Linked DNA regions of Homo sapiens: region 1 is linked to region 2. Evidence: chromatin loops called from intact Hi-C (ENCODE). Cell type or tissue: heart left ventricle. All regions are shown on one strand. Links, peaks and the distances in the headings refer to the core of each region. The heading gives the core; the rest is flanking DNA. Region 1 overlaps PLA2G4F (phospholipase A2 group IVF). Region 2 overlaps EHD4 (EH domain containing 4).

The links. A loop is a pair of places that touch in the nucleus more often than their neighbours do. Peaks named below come from ENCODE experiments on the same cell type or tissue, not always from the same donor. Only the 100,000 strongest peaks of a DNase experiment are listed, where the experiment ranks them.
Region 1: it touches region 2 in a loop (6-fold over the local background); 2 of 110 quality-filtered maps call a loop at or near these places.

What each region holds. Positions count from the first base shown.
Region 1 is chr15:42,143,812-42,152,133 of GRCh38, reverse strand. PLA2G4F (phospholipase A2 group IVF) reads left to right here. Exons shown (of 20, transcript NM_213600.4): 8 at 1,357-1,526; 9 at 1,648-1,761; 10 at 1,993-2,030; 11 at 2,286-2,421; 12 at 4,372-4,508; 13 at 4,788-5,010; 14 at 5,893-6,007; 15 at 6,231-6,368; 16 at 6,452-6,559; 17 at 7,490-7,684; 18 at 7,990-8,156. Among named protein-coding and RNA genes, the nearest start is that of PLA2G4F, 8.7 kb to the left of the region's middle. RefSeq lists a silencer at 1,341-1,493 and enhancers at 1,632-2,419, 5,601-6,101. In heart left ventricle, for the core only: no CTCF peak of the experiment used is centred there; no DNase peak of the experiment used is centred there.
Region 2 is chr15:41,899,589-41,907,910 of GRCh38, reverse strand. It overlaps EHD4 (EH domain containing 4), which reads left to right. Exons shown (of 6, transcript NM_139265.4): 6 at 6,730-8,322. The coding sequence ends at 7,266. Among named protein-coding and RNA genes, the nearest start is that of SPTBN5, 9.7 kb to the right of the region's middle. RefSeq lists enhancers at 2,888-2,957, 3,279-3,782, 3,783-4,287. In heart left ventricle, for the core only: a CTCF peak has its summit at 3,196 (motif pointing right); a DNase peak (open chromatin) is centred at 3,119; H3K27ac peaks cover 1,119 bases.

The DNA of each region.
Region 1 (8,322 bases), core at 46-8,045, 240 kb before region 2:
ATACAGGGGAAATGAAGAACTGGGGTTGTCAAACCCAGTGCCACAGAGGACAGCCACCCAGGCAGGGAAGTCCAGATGTGGGATAGCAGCAGTGGCTGTGTGACAGCAAAGGCCCCTTCCAGTGCTGACAGCCTGAGCCTGCAGGATGAGTCCTGCCCAGGGAACCCTGAGTGCTCACTCTGAGGCAGGCCCTGGGCTAAGCATTTTAATGTGCCTTATAATCCTCCTAACAACCCTGTAAAGCAGGCACAATCAGTATCCTCTAATTCATGAGACTGAGGCCCAAAGAAAACACTTGCTCACGGGCACACAGCCAGTAAGTAGTAGAGCCAGGGTCAAACCCAGGTCGGTGACACTCCGCTTCTCTCAACCACGGATTATATGGTTTCTTCTTATGAATAGCACGTCTCCATCTCAGTCCATAGGCCTTGGCATGAATAAAATATCACTTTCCTTATTTTCTTGAATTCCCTCCCCACACTTGGTCATGTCGAGTCTCCGGGCCTCATCTAGTGCAAGGAGGGGCTGTAGGGCAGGGACTCCTCTGGACCTCTCATCCCTCAGTGTCTGCTGTCCTCGCATACTTTGGGTCTCTGTTGCTTCCATGTTGTGTTAGGGGCTGGGACTCCTGGGAGGCTGTCTGCGGCCCCCTCTGCCCGGATGTCATGTGCAGCCATTTCTCCCTGGGGTCTGGCCTCCTCCCCAGAAAGCTGCTGGGAAGCTGGGCAGGGAGCTCCGGAGCCCACAAGCCCACCCCCTCACTCCTCCCAGCCTGGGCCTCATCTTCCAGTCTGGGCTAGCCCTCCGCCGCTTCTCCAGGACGTGCATCTCTCTGTACCCACGCATCCCATTCTTCCTCCTCCCGCCTCTACAAACCTTCCTCTCCCAACGTTCTACACTTGGAAACAAAGGCCAGAACAACTTGCAGCCTACTGGTTTTCTCTTGGGCCACAAACCTCCAACACAATGAGTAAAGAGGCTGAAGTGGGGCAAGCGGGAAACCACTGCCTGAAAACTGCTCATTCTTATGATAAACATAGAATCATCTCAAATCATCAGCCCCACAGGCTCTGGGCAGGGCCCCTCTCCCTCCCCGCTCCCTGCCTTCCCCTCCAGGCATTTGTGTGCTTCCCACCCTTCCCGAGTCCCAGTTCTGACCAGGGCAGGCTAGAGGACCCAAGAGTCCTTCCAGAGGCTTTCTCTATGAGCAGTGCTCAAGAGAGAGCGGGCGATAAGAGCTGGCATTTCCTAGGGGAAGAGAAGGGAGGGGTTGCTGCTGGGGCGCTGCCAGCATAAGCCGCAGAGACACAGACCCACCCCCTCACCTGCGCACCCACCTGGGCCCTCTGCTCTCAGGCTCTAGGCAGCTCCAGCTGGCAGTGCCTGGAGCCTACGAGAAGCCACAGCTCTTGCCCCTGCAGCCTCCCACAGAGCCAGGCCTCCCACCCACCTTTACCTTCCACGTGAACCCAGTGCTGAGCTCCAGGCTACACGTGGAGCTGATGGAGCTGCTGGCAGCTGTGCAGGTGAGTGCGCCGCCAGGATGGTCGGTAGATCCAACTCAGCCCAGACTGGCGTTCCAGGGCCACGTTGGGGGAGACTTTTCTTCCCTGCTGGAGAGCTTCTTGGGTGTTTTCTTTTCCACAGAGTGGCCCCAGCGCAGAGTTGGAGGCTCAGACCAGCAAGCTGGGCGAGGGGGGCATCCTGCTCTCCTCTCTGCCCCTAGGCCAGGAGGAACAGTGTTCTGTGGCCCTGGGGGAGGTAAGGCTCTGTCTGGGTGCCAGAGGGACCCCTGCCTGCTCTCTGTGACCACCAAGAGAGGTCTGGAGGAGGGACCCAAGAGGGTGGCTGGATCAGGTCAGTCCAGAGGTCAGTTATGATGTCCACATCGGGCCAGAGATCGCAGGGCAGCAAGGGCTGCAGGTGGGGGAGCCATTTCCCTGGGAGAATCCTGCCCAGAGAACTCAGGGTTGGGGCTGCTGTGTCTTTCAGGGCCAGGAGGTGGCTCTGAGCATGAAGGTGGAAATGAGGTGAGTGGGACTCCAGGCAGAAGGCCTCTTGGGGCTGGGCTAGAAGTGCGGGGACATACCCCAACGTGCTCCATTCTCTTGCCCAAGAAGCTCAGGCCGTGGGGTGGGGATGACATTTTTCCCTCCCTGGTTCTGGTGCTGGTGGGCGGATCCCTTGGACCTGCTCCTGTGAAAGACCTGGGCTGGGCCCAAGGCTCTCCTCCACTGGACAGTCACCCAGAACCCCCCACCGCCACCCCACCCTACTTGAGGCAGCTCCGGGGACCTAGACCTACGCCTTGGCTTTGACCTCTCTGACGGGGAGCAGGAGTTTCTGGACAGGAGGAAGCAGGTCGTGTCCAAGGCCCTGCAGCAAGTGCTGGGATTGAGTGAGGCTCTGGACAGTGGCCAGGTACGTAATGGAGGAGGAGCTGGACCCCAGAGCCTCTAGGACTAAATCAAGTCTCTTCCCTTGAGAGGACCAGCATGGCTAAGAGGGGCCAGAGGAGGTTGGCCTGTTCACCTGAGCTGTGGGCACCATCGGCAGAGCTAGGACCCCATATGGGACCAGGGCCAAACGGCCCTGGCCAAAGCTGGATGTCTATGTGGGCCGCCGTAACAAAACCCCACAGACTAGGTGGCTTAAATGACAGAAATGACTTTTCTCTCAGTTCTAGGGGCTGGAAGTCCGAGATGAAGGTGTCATCATCAGGGTTGGTTTCTGCTGGGTTCCCTCTCCTCTTCCTGGTGGAGCTGTCTCGCCATGTCCTCATGTGGCCCTTCCTCTGTGCATGTGTGCAGAGCGTGCGCCTTGGGGTCTCCTCCTCCTCTTCTAAGGACCCCAGTCCTATCAGTTGAAGGCCCTACCCTTACTCACTTCACCTTTATTACCTCCTTGTAGGCCCTGTTTCCAAATACTGTCACATTGGGGGTTAGGGCTTCAACACAGGAATTTGGAGGGGGACAGTTGAGTCTGTAATGTGATCAAAGGGATGTGGAGGTTGGGGGGTCCCTGGGATCCTCTGGGTATAGAGACAGCCAGCCTGTGGCCAGGAGGCAGGAGGAAAGGCGTGCTGAGAGAGGGACTTACAGGGGATCAGGAATAGGCTGCCGGCTTCCTCCAGGCTGCCTGAGTCCTCAGGAGACGCTATCACTGTGGCCCAGCGCTGACAAGGCTAGATCGTTCATTGGGGCAATATGTATGCCCTCTCTGTGCTAGGTGTCTGCTCTGTCTCATCCAGCACTCTGAAGCGACAGCGCCTTCTGTGAGCAGTGGCCAGGGAGCATTTTTTCAAGACAGGAGACGAAAAGAGAACAGGGAAAAGAACAAAAATCCAGAGTGGAATGAGCCAAATCTTACTGGGAAAGCTAAGCAACCAAAAGCATGGACTCTGACCCCTCAGGCACCTCCGATCCTGAGACCTTAAAACCTCTGGGCACCTTTGGTGCCTGGGGGCAGGTCTAGGCTGCTTGCTGGCCTTTGTCACTTTAGCTCGGTGGTGCTCAACGGGGGACAATTTAGTTCCTCCCCACCGCACCCCTGGGGACATTCATCCATGTGTAGAGATCGATTTCATTGTTGCTGCTGGGGAAAGGGGAGGTGGAGGGAGGCTGCTGACTTCTACTGGGTAGAGGGGGCCAGAAATGCTGCTAAACATCCTACAACACACAGGACAGTCCCCACAGCGAAGAGCTACCTGGTCAAGAATATCGAGAGTGCCACGGTTGAGAGGAACCTGCTGTAGCTGATTTTGGGGAATCAGATATACCTTCCAGGTCTATATCTTCCAGGTCGAATGGTTAAGGGCTATCTCTGGAGCCATACTGCTTAGGTGTGAGAGCTCATCACTTAACTGTATGATCTTGGGCACATTATTTAACCTTCCCGTGCCTCAGTTTCAACATCTGGAAAATGGGGTTCTCTCTTTTTTTTTTTTTTTTTTGAGACGGAGTCTCGCTCTGTCGCCCAGGCTGGAGTGCAGTGGTGAAATTTCAGTTCACTGCAAGCTCCGCCTCCTGGGTTCACGCCATTCTCCTGCCTCAGCCTCCAGATAGCTGGGACTACAGGCAGGCGCCCACCACCATGCCCGGCTAATTTTTTTGTAGTTTTAGTAGAGACGGGGTTTCACCGTGGTCTCGATCTCCTGACCTCATGATCCGCCCGCCTCGGCCTCCCGAAGTGCTGGGATTACAGGCGTGAGCCACTGTGCCTGGCTGAAAATGGGGTTCTCATTGGGTTGCTGTGAGGATTCAATGAGATAATACGTGTAAGACTCTTAGAATAATGTCCTACATGTATAGGCAGTAATACGTCAATGACGGTGGTAGTCGGAGTCGTTATCCTTGTTATTATTGTACCCAGGTGCCTGTAGTGGCTGTGTTGGGTTCCGGGGGTGGAACCCGAGCCATGTCTTCTCTGTACGGCAGCCTGGCAGGGTTGCAGGAGCTCGGCCTTCTAGACACTGTGACCTACCTGAGTGGGGTCTCTGGGTCTACCTGGTAAGTGAGGTGGGGGCAGGGCACAGGGTAAAGGAGACCCCACAAAGTGTGGGGTTGTGACCTGGTGATCTTAAGGAGTCCCTGAGGGGCTGGGATCCTGCCTCCCAGGGTGTTAGGAGGGGCAGGAAGAGGCTGAGTCCCAAGCGCCCCTCTGAGTTGGGTTGTTTGCAGGGCAGCAGTGCAAGTGGTGGGGGTGGAGGGCCACTCACAGACTCTGCACCCCTCTCTCCCGTGGCTGTGCTCTCCTGCCCCTGACTCAGGCACACCTCCAATCCCCAGGTGCATCTCCACACTCTACAGGGACCCAGCCTGGTCCCAGGTGGCCTTGCAGGGCCCCATTGAGCGTGCCCAGGTTCACGTCTGCAGCAGTAAGATGGGAGCTTTGTCCACGGAGCGGCTACAGTACTACACTCAGGAACTGGGGGTCCGGGAGCGCAGTGGCCACAGCGTGTCCCTCATCGACCTCTGGGGCCTCCTTGTTGAGTATCTCCTGTACCAGGAGGTGAGAGAAGAGCCAGAAGGAAATACGTAGGCTCCTCTCCACTCCTTCCACCCGCCCCTTGCTTCTGCCTCATCCCTCAGGCTAAGATCTGATTTACAAAGCTGTTCCTGAGCTCTCGGCTCCCCTGGGGCCAGGAGTGTGACTCCAGGGTGGGCTGGTACCATTTTGCCTCCCTAGCTCCTAACCCCTGGGGAGGAGGAGCCTGGTCCGCAGCGCTCAGCTCTGGGTGCATATTAGAATCACCGGCGCAGCTTTTCAAACACACCCATGCCTCGGCCCCCCTTCCAGAGAGAGTGATTTTAGTTGTTCTCAGGATGTTTTGAAAGTGATTTCAGCCCACACCTGGAAGTGAGGCCCAGCGCCACACCCACTTCTCAGCCAATTCCGCCATAACTCACTCCGCCTGGCTGCTCCTGGAACTTCAGACCCAGCTGCAGTTCCAGGCGATAAGATTCGGAGCTGCTCCCCACCACCCCGTGTGTGGAGATCAGTTGTGGGTGGATATCACAAGTGATTTCTCATTTCTAAGTAAATAATCCACGTTTTCTAGTAATTTATTTTTTAAAGAAATTGGACTGGCTTTTCAAGGATTCCTTTAACCATGTCACCCTGACTCCCTGGTGTTCTGATACGCTGTTTTGAATAGTAAAGAAGGAGGGAGGGTGTTCCCATAGTCCCTGGAATTGTACAGACCCACTGTGGGCTCCCCTTGGCTGCGGCCTGAAGCCTGTCCCTCAGAGGGCTGTCCTTACAGCACTGGCCTTGGCGACCCAAAGCCTCTCTTGTGGGCACACCACGCCTTGCAGGGTGCCGGCCCCAGGCCACGGGGATGGGGAATGGAACTCCTGAAAGGCCAAGCTGCCTCCCTTCTTTCCTGCCCAGGAGAACCCTGCCAAGCTGTCTGACCAACAGGAGGCGGTCCGCCAGGGTCAGAACCCTTACCCCATTTACACCAGTGTCAACGTCCGCACCAACTTGAGTGGGGAAGATTTTGCAGGTGCCTGGGTGTGGAGACGAAGGAAGGAGGTAGAGGAGGTGGGGAGGAGGAGGTGAGAGGCCAGGGTGATCAGGGTACCCAGAGGAGGTGGTTGCACACAGGCACCTTGGAGCACAGCGGGGCTGCTGCTTCTTCCTGTCATTGTCAAGGCTAAGATTCCTGCTTGGGCACAAGCACCGTGGTGGGAAGCCCCTGGTGACTTTCCCTTCACTCGGGCCCCTAGAGTGGTGCGAGTTCACGCCCTATGAGGTTGGCTTCCCCAAGTACGGGGCTTATGTTCCCACCGAGCTCTTCGGCTCAGAACTCTTCATGGGACGATTGCTGCAGCTCCAGCCTGAACCCCGGATCTGTTACCTGCAAGGTGAGTCGAGGCTGGAGGGCTGGGGACAGGCAGGTGCCGGGGCCAGGCCCTGACGTGGGGTGGGGGCCTGCCTGTCTCCTTAGGTATGTGGGGCAGCGCCTTTGCCACCAGCCTGGATGAGATCTTCCTAAAGACCGCCGGCTCGGGCCTCAGCTTCCTGGAGTGGTACAGAGGCAGTGTGAATATCACAGGTGAGGGTAGCGACCCCGAGCCCCTCCCACACCACATTCCAGCAACAGGGCCCTGGCAGAGACAAGAAGAATGAGGGAGGGGACAGAGAAGGACTTGGCTGTCCCACTGGATTCGGGGAAGTCCTGAGGAAATGACTTCTAGCTTAGGGTGTCTAGATGCCCAGAGGTATGATCAAGCCACACCTCTGAGTTCTCTGTTCTGGGATCCAATTAGGTCCACTCGGTGCAGGACTACTGGGTATTGGGTTGATACTCTGTCTGCCCCTCTTCAGCCTGGTCCTTAAATGGCTCATGGGGGCCCCACGGTGCAGAGCACCCTTCCCGCTTTTCTCCCCTGGATCACTTTTGCTCTGTTCTTCAGTTCAGCTCAGATGTCATTTTCTCAGACATCCCTTTTCCACTCCATCCCTCCAGGATGCCTGAGAATCTTACCACCATGGTCCCCTAGGACCATGTGCACATCCCTGTCGTCGTCCTTACCCCGGAGCATTGTCATCATTTATTCTCTCTTTATGTGACTTTCCCCCACAAGTAGGCCGTGCACCTGGGAGGGCCAGGGCAGGTCCCGTTCACCTTCACAGCCCTCATGCCTAGTGCAGTGCTGGGCATAGTAATTGCTCAGTCAGTGTTTAATGGACGAAGTTCTGATTGGAAGCTGTAGACTCAAACTTTATTTTAGGAAGGGTGAAAGATAAATTATTATTTAGTAAATGCTGTAGGCAGTTTTCAAAACATAGAGGATACAAAAGAAAAAGTCGTTTCAAAGTGGTTCAATGAAGCATTGGTCAGAGGCTTGGGAGGTGGGGTCAGGGAGGAGGAGGGATGTGGGGAGGGCTCACTGTTGGGGAGGGGCACCCCTGAACTATAAGGACCACTGGGCAAAGGAGGATGCCACTTTCCCCTCTATTTCACTGTCCCGCCCCTGTCTAGACGACTGCCAGAAGCCTCAGCTGCACAACCCCTCGAGGCTGCGAACGAGGCTCCTCACCCCACAGGGGCCCTTCTCCCAGGCTGTGCTGGACATATTCACCTCCCGCTTCACTTCCGCCCAGAGCTTTAACTTCACCCGGGGTCTCTGCTTGCACAAGGACTATGTGGCTGGCAGGGAGTTCGTGGCCTGGAAAGGTGGGTGCTGCCTTGGGTGGGAGATGGGGGGCTTCCCTTCCTGCCTGCACCTCTGGCTCACTGGAGCCAGTGCTGGCTTTGGGCTGGGGGTTGAGGTGTGGTCTCCTGCTGCCTATGGGCTGATGCGGAGCGACTCTAAATACTGCTGGAAGCTGGAAGGCAGGGCCAAGGGCTTGGGGCAGGAGTCTCCATGGCTGTCAGAGAGAACTCTACAGAGAGAAGGCAAACGTGAATGCAAATACAGAAGCGGTTGCTAGCAAGAGTAACTGCATTCGTCCCTGTGCGTACACATGGGTTCCTTGCAGACACACACCCGGACGCCTTCCCCAACCAGCTCACCCCCATGCGGGACTGCCTGTACCTGGTGGACGGAGGCTTTGCCATCAACTCTCCGTTCCCACTGGCTCTGCTGCCTCAGAGAGCAGTGGACCTCATTCTGTCCTTTGACTATTCCTTGGAAGCCCCTTTTGAGGTGAGCTGGGAGGCAGGGATGTGGGGAGCACCTGCAGTGAGTGGACAGAAAGGGTGAGGGAGGAGAGGAGGGGAAAGAAGGCTCTGGTGAGGGGGACTGGCTGGGTGTGTGGGGATTGCCCTTTGTGGACGGCCTGGGTTCCACTCTGTGTGTGAGGGAGCTGCCT
Region 2 (8,322 bases), core at 170-8,169:
ACACAGGCAGACCCCATCTCAAAAAATAAATAAATATATACACACACACACACACACACACACACACACACACACACACACACACAGAGCCTGGGCGCAGTGGCTCACACCTGTAATCCCTACACTTTGGGAGGCCAAGGCGGACAGATCACTTGAGCTTAGGAGTCAAGAGACCAGCCTGTGCAACGTAGTGAAACCCCGTCTCTGCAGAAAATCCAAAAAAATTGGCCAGGTGTGGTGGTGCATGTCTGTAGTTCCAGCTACCCGGGAGGCTGAGGTAGGAGGATTACTTGAGCCCTGGAGGTGAAGGTTGCAGTGAGCCAAGATCGCACCACTGCACTCCAGCCAGGACAACAGTGTAAGACCCCGTCTCAAAAAAATATATACACGCACACACAACAGAGAAATGTCTCTTTTCTTCCAGCAGTGAAATGGGTATTCCTGTGCTCACAAGCTGAATTGGGTTTTTCTGGTCACCAGGTGGTATTGGAGGGCTGTTGTGGCCTCCAGGAGCAGTCTCCCTGGGCAACTTCCCCATTCACACCCCTGGTTATGCCCTGTATCCCATGACCAAGGAGTAAGACAGCTGTTTCCTTGTACCCTTCAGATATTTCAGAAGGGAACTTGGTTTCTTGACCTAAATGAAAGTTATAAAGAAATACAGAGCCTGAGCTGTGGCCCAGTTGGGGCCTCTGTGCCTCGCTGGCTTCCTGAAGTTGCTACAGTGCCTTGCCACAGGGAGACGCTGCTCTTGAGCCCTGGGGCTCCACAGAGGCCTCCCTTGCCAGGCCTCTCCTGCTGGTCCCCTGTGAGCCCGATAATGTAGGGAGCAGGCTCTGGGACCAGAGCTACTCATGACAAAGCTAGCCTGGGCTGGCCAGGTCAGAAGACACCCAGGGTCCTCTGAGCTGGGGGAAGGCAACAAGGAAAGCATGATCTCAGGAGCAGCCATGGCCCACTGAGATGGAGGGTACAAGGAGGGCCAAGCCTTTGCTGAGAATCACCTGGACTCAGGTCTATGCCCAGTACCTTAGCACCACGGAAGGTGGGTGAGCAAGCAAGTGCAGGATCCAGCCAGCCACTCCAAGTGCTGACATAGGAGCAGGCTCTGTGCATGGTCTGCAGCCAGACCAGGTGTGTCACCCCAAGGGGAACGTGGCAGTGCCCAGGCAGGGATGCCCGCAACCCCAAAGCCCCAGAGGGGGTGCTACAGTGTGCTAATTAGCTCTTTTAGTTGTGCATCATGTTAGCAGCTCAGTCACCCTCTTGCCCCACTCTGGCCCATGGCTCCGGTCCAGCTCGACCCCACCACTGCTTCTGTTGAGTGGCACGGCTACCCTGCAATGGTGAGGGCAGAGGGCCAGTGTTACAGCCTTTCTGGGTACCTGCGTTTGGTGGGTCCCAAGCTTTTGTCCTGCATCCAAGAAGAATAAGGTCATGCTGACAATTGAAGAGTGATGAGGGTGGAGGATTTTACTGAGCAACAAAACAACTCTCAGTGAAGAGGGGATGGGAAGATTGGGTTGTCTCTCCTGAAGTCAGGTCATCTCCCCAGTGTGGCTGAGTCTGGGGTTTTTATAGGCACAGGATAGAGGAGTGCATGCTGATTGATTTGTGAGTATGCAAAAAAGGTTAAAACAAAGGCACCAGTCAAAGGTGGACATAACAGTGTAAAAACAATTAGGGAAGGGTAGGTATATGTAAAATAGGTGAAGGGTGAGGATCAATCAAAGAAAAGCAGCCAAATGGAAAGACAGGTTCTCAATCCAGTCCATGGATTTGACTTGTAGCTTGGCCTGCAGGCTTTAAACTGCCTTTGGCTTGAAGATAGGGTTTCACTGGAGACCCACCCCTATCTGCCTCAGCATTTTTCTGCCTCCTGCTGCTATCACTGTTCTAGGCCCCTGGAATAAATCAACACAAAAAAATGAACAAATGAGGCTGGACATAGTGGCTTACGCCTGTAATCCCAGCACTTTGGGAGTCTGAAATGGGAGGACTGCTTGAGTCCAGGGGTTGGAGAACAACCTGGGCAACATAGTGGGACCCGATATCCATTAAAATATTTTAAAATTAGCCAGGTGTGGTTGGCTCATGCCTGTGTTCCCAGCCAGTTGAGAGGGTGAGGTGGGAGGATGGCTTAAGCCCGGAGGTCGAGGCTGCTATGAGCCATGATCACGCCACTGCACTCCAGCCTGGGCGACAGAGGAGACCCTGTCAAAAAACAGAAAAAATGAACAAATGGGGGTAAAAATAATTGACAGCAACCCCACTGTAAGGACACATGTTTCTTGTTACAATATGAGCACTGTTGTGCTTCCATGTAATTGAATTATCTGATGTCTGATATTTAGTATCTCTCTCCCACGTAAGTCTGTGGCTCCATGAGGTCAGTGACCCATGCCCTGTTCACTGCCATATCCCCAGCATCTAGGACGTGGTGAGTGCTCAATTCACACAAGCCAAGTGAATTAGTAAGTTAGTGTAAGGCCATATCACAGCAGGCTCTCAGGCCCTGACGCAGCCTCGATTCCCACAGGGCTTATAGACCAGGGGTTCCCCGTGCCAACCCCTAGAAGCTGCAGGAAGAGGCCTCCTTGGGAAGTAGGCTGAGGCCCAGTCACATCACCCCATTCCTTCGGAGAATCCCCAAGGAACAAGGCAGCCTGGAGCCTGTCAGGAATGCTTAGTGTCACCTGATACTGCAAGCTAGCTTGCTGTCACCGGAAGCTTTGAGGGGCGCGTGTGTGGGTTAGGGCCTGTCCCATCCCTGAGGCTGTTAAAGTCTAACATCCTCTGTAACATAGGCCTTGACAGAGGGGGGACATACGCTTAGAAGTGACCACACTGTGATCTTTGCACATATCAGGGTCACGCAGAGAGCTCGCTGATGCCAGCTTTAGGTTGTTATTCTCCCTGTTCTCTCATGGAGCCAGCTGGTCAGAGTGACTCTTAGCTGTAGCAGTGAGAGGAGAGTGTATTCTGAAGGCCCTTCCCTGAGCTGGGACAGGCCCTGCAACCCACCTGTGTGGCTGCCTGTGCGTGCCTGGCACGCTCTGGGGAGGGACCGTGACTGACAGCACAGTGTTAATACTGCAGGACAAGATGAGCACCCGAAGGGCCACCGTTACTGCTGACTCTGCTCCTCTGACTGGAAGGAGAATTTGGACCCCTCAGCTCATGAGTTGGCAGCATTTCAACAGCAGAGGGCAGCAGAGTCAGCCCCATCTGCTCAGACCCTCTGGTGGATTTGAAAACTCTTCTGGTTAATGTTGGCAATTAATGGGCAAGGGACAGCCCCACCAGAGACGGGGCTGGGAACTGACCTTTGCCTCTTGAGAGGGAGCAATTCCAGGGTCCTGGCTTAGTGGATACAACTGTTGATGGGCAAATACCTTTAAGTTCCCCAGTGTGTATTCATCCCAATAAGAACTGTTTTGGACTCACCGTGGCAGAGGGCAGGGATGATGATGGTTTGGTGCTGATGTCAGGAGTGACATGATGATGGTTTAACTGGTGCCCCCGCAGTCCCCGGTCAAGCCTGGGGGGGACCACAGGGATGAGAATGGAGGGTTTATTTCTTGCCTGCCTCCCAGGACAGGAATAACTGCTGCCTCCTGTCCACCCCTGCAAATATGCGGCCACTCCCCCTGCCAGTTTTCCAGAGCTCTGCAGTCGGAATCCACGGCCCCTGCAGGCTGGTGGGAAGTTTGGGCAGGCATCACCCTCCTTTGTCTGCTGGGCCAGACACAGGGGCTCTGTGTGCGCTCTGAGCGCAGGCTCATTCTTAAGGAAATGGGGTAGGTGTTCACGCACCCGGGGAATCCAAACTCGTTGACCCAGCAGCACTGGGATTTTTGTGGGGGACGCCTGCTCCTCCACCTGCTTAGCGTTCTCTTTTCCATCTCCTTGGCCCATTGAGATGTTGGTGGCAGGAGCCCGAAGTGCAGGCCGCATTGTTTGGTGCTGATGTCAGGAGTGACATGCTAGTGACTGCGTTTGAGAGACCCGGCCTGCAGTACCCGCTGCTCTGAGCTGAGCAGGGGCCACACGCTGGGTTTGCATGGTTTGATGGCTGCTGACTTTACTTCCTGAGAATATGTCAGAGTCCCTTCCCTAGAGAAATGTCAGCCCGTTTAGCTGATATTTCTCAGCTCTGTCCCCCCACCAACTACCACCCAGGAATCCCCTTCCAAATGTCAGCCCAGAATTCCTGCCCTGCCACCCTAGAGACCATGATTTTGATTCTCTATTGGAAACAACCTGTGTGTCCAGCTATAGGGGACAGGGTTAATTAAGAATGGCCCAGCTCTACAGTCTAAGTTCAATATTCTGTAACTGTTAAGAGAAAGGTTATGTAAAAATTAATACCACAGAAATATATGACATATTATTTGTTAAGAGTGTGGTATTGTTTCAGTGTGTGTGTGTGTGTGTGTGTGTGTGTGTGTGTGTGTATGTATGTTAATGGCTAGAAATGCATGCCCAGATATGCTAGCAGAGGTTTTTGCCAGATGATGAGATTATAAATTATTTTAAATTTTTAGTTTTGCTTACCAGTTTTTTCTGTTTTTTTTTTTTACAAGAAAGCATGATATTTATGATAACACCAAGTTTTTTTTTTTTTTTCCTAGCAGCCTGTCACATTGCTTCTGTCCAAAACAGCGAGGTCTGACTTTTCCTTGCAAATCTCCCTGCCTCATCTCCAGAAAATTGCACACCTGCATGGCCTCTCTTTGGCCCCCTCTAGAACTGTACATACAGAAATACTTCACATATAAAACCTGCCATACCTGGAACATTTCTGCATTTATTTAATAAAACTACTGTTGAAGACACTTTTCATCAGATCTTTGAAGCCTGTCATGTAAAGCTCTAGGTAACTCTCGCAGTTCAGAGCCACAGAAAGTTTGTCTCTTGCAATAAACAAGTGTTTTCTCTCCTTAGACAGTGAGGGTCCCCAGGGGTCCCCCTGGGCAACTGAGCTCTTCTCCTTATACAGGCGGTAGTTTTCCTTAACCTTAGCCATCTGATGTGATTATTCCCTTCCTCTCCCTAACATATATATATACATATGTATATATATACATACATATATATACACATACATATATATACACATACATATATATACACACATACATATATGTATACACATACATATGTATATATATATATATGGGTCTAATGACCAGGCTGGTCTTGAACTCCTGGGCTCAAGCAGTCTTCCCACCTTGACCTCCCAAAGTGCTGGGATTACAGGTGTGAGCCACTGAGCCTGGCCCCTCTCTCCCTTTTAATGACTTGGCTTTTTTCTTTCTAATGACTTTATAGATTTCATGTTATCCTTTTCACTGTGTTATGTCAAGTCCTTTTTTAAACAATTGGAGTATCCTTCCTCCATTACAACATAAGCTCATTTAAAGCAGGAATTATGGCTTTTCATATTTATTCTGTATCCCCAAGCCCCAGAACAGGGGCTGGTGCAGAGTAAATGACAAATAAAAGTTGGTCGGGTAGGTGGATGGATGGATGAATTGTTGGCTGAATGGATGGATGGAGGGTTGGTTGAATGGATGGATGGTTAGTTGGAGGATTAGTTGGACAGGTGGGTTGTTGGATGGATGGATGGATGGATGGATGGATGGATGGATGGATGGATGGATGGAGTAACCAAGGAGAACCAAGGTAGGAAGGTCAGTTTCTACGGTGCCATCCACAGAGCCTCTGTGGCATCCTGTAGTCTGCCCCAGCCTGGTTGGGCAGTCACAGTGTTTCCCAGGCCCCCTCTAGAGCCTGTGCTTCTGCTGCTCTGTCTGCTGACAGGCTGCCTCACTCAACAGGTAGAGCTAAGATATGTCCTGACCTGGCCAGTGATACTCAGGCTTACCAGCTACGTTTATTCCCTCGTGCTCCCCAGCCCTACTCCCTGCTCTTACAAGTTCCAGCTTTTGCTTATTTGTCCATATTTTAGAAATGACAGTGGATTCATGATGATTATGTTGTATATGCAAGGTCTCCGTGGCCCTGCCTCGATACCTTCCTGGGGTAGCACAGGTGCCCCTGGTCAGGCCGTACTTGGTGGGGCTGGTCCTACGGGGTTCCTGTTGAGTAGCGCCCTCAGCTCATTCATAAGAGGTTAGAGCCACTAAGAAGCTGTCCTACACTACATTTTTTTACGTGTTCCGAAAACAAGGTATTTAATTAGTTGTTTTATGTAAACATAGTCCTTCTGTCACAGCTCTGTGTTCCAGCACAGAGAGCATTAGTCAAGAGCCAGGAGACAGGGGCTCTGCTTTGACTCTGCCAGACAGCCCCTCACAGCTCTCTGTAAAATGTGGTTCTAAATGCCTGCCCCTCCTTCCTCCCAGGATTGCTATGAAGATCGGCTGAAGTGTGTAGTGAAATCCCTTGAGAAATAGAATACTAACTCTAGAGCATTTTTAAAAAGGCAGGTGAAAGAAGGTTTCTCAGAGTCCTCGGAGGTTGCTGTCGCTCATGCGGCCACCAGCAGAGATTGGCTGCCATAGGAAAAACACTTGTTTCTTGTTCCAAAACAACCACTCCTATATGTGGTACATCTGGATGTGGGAAGCTCCCAAAGAGTGCACTCCTGAGTAGTGGGTGGGACGTCTGCCTGGGGCAGAATTAGTCTCCCTCCAGTGGCCCCCAACTGTTTCCCCCTGAAGAGACCACATGTAACCCATCCTGTGGTTTGTCCTTCTGCAGGAACAGCTTGAGAACTATGACTTCACCAAATTCCACTCGCTGAAGCCCAAGCTGATCGAGGCAGTGGACAACATGCTGAGCAACAAGATCTCGCCCCTCATGAACCTCATCAGCCAGGAGGAGACGAGCACGCCCACGCAGCTGGTGCAGGGCGGCGCCTTCGATGGCACCACCGAGGGCCCCTTCAACCAGGGCTACGGGGAGGGTGCCAAGGAGGGCGCCGACGAGGAGGAGTGGGTCGTGGCCAAAGACAAGCCCGTCTACGACGAGCTCTTCTACACTCTGTCGCCCATCAATGGCAAGATATCAGGTGTCAACGCCAAGAAGGAGATGGTGACCTCCAAGCTGCCCAACAGCGTCCTGGGCAAGATCTGGAAGCTGGCCGACTGCGACTGCGACGGCATGCTTGATGAGGAGGAGTTCGCGCTGGCCAAGCACCTCATCAAGATCAAGCTCGACGGCTACGAGCTGCCCAGCAGCCTGCCCCCCCACCTCGTGCCCCCCTCGCACAGGAAGTCCCTGCCCAAGGCCGACTGAGGGGTGGGCTGCAGAACGGGGTGGGAACTGGGGGACCTGGGCCTCAGGCCTGCTCCACCACTGACTCACCGAATGACCTTGGGCAAGGCACTGCCCTCTCTGTGCCTTGGTTTCCCCATCTGTAGAATGGGGAGGGTGGACACTGGAAACTAGATGACTTCTTTCACCTCCAAAATTCCCTTAGTTTCTATGAAAATATTGGGGGTAGGGGGGTGGATTAGGAGATTGAAGGGTTGAGAAGAAAGAGAAATTGTCCAAAGAGTCCTCAGAACCTGCCTGGAGAAATGCGCATGGGGGTGGGCCTGGTAAGTCCCAGGAACCACAGGAAGTGAGCTAAGGCTCACCCAGAGCAGCTGGGTCTCCAGGCTGCCTGGGCTTTTTGTCCTCATGAACAACTCTGGAGCAGCTGTCTGTCCCTCAGAGGGCACCTGGAGGCAGCAAAGATTATCTTATTTATTTTATTTTGTTTTCTGCTATATTTAGAGTGGCAAAAAAATAGAGCAGAGGGTTTCTGCTGTCTCCAGACTGTCTACCAAAGAGAAGGCGACAGATGCCTCCTGGGTTTGGAAGGGGGATGCACTGTGGATCTGCCATCCATTCTGCAGTCTCCAGCAGAGCAGGCAGTCAGGCCCCAGCGTGCCTCCATCCCAGTGCCCCGATGACCATCTGGTCAGCCCTCCCAACCTCCCTTCCAGGGGGCTTACCAGCAAAGCCATATTCGGCTAGGAATTTGGAATTCACAACCTTTATTAACCCCTGGCAAAACTTCCCGTTTGCATGTCAAATCACATTGAAGCCTGAAAATTAGCTTTTCTTACTGGTTTTTCCAATAAGTAATAGCAAAGCCCACTTATCATACTTAAACTACAGTAAAGAAAAGAGGTGGTTCTCTGCAGTGATCGTTTAGTGTGGCCCTCAAACATTAAATATCCCGAGGTCTCCTTGGTGGGTGGCAGGATTTAAATTCAATCAAATCCTGTCCTAGTGTGTGCAGTGTCTTCGGCCCTGTGGACACAGGTGAATGAGGGACCAGCCCTGCCCTGGGCTGTTGAGAAG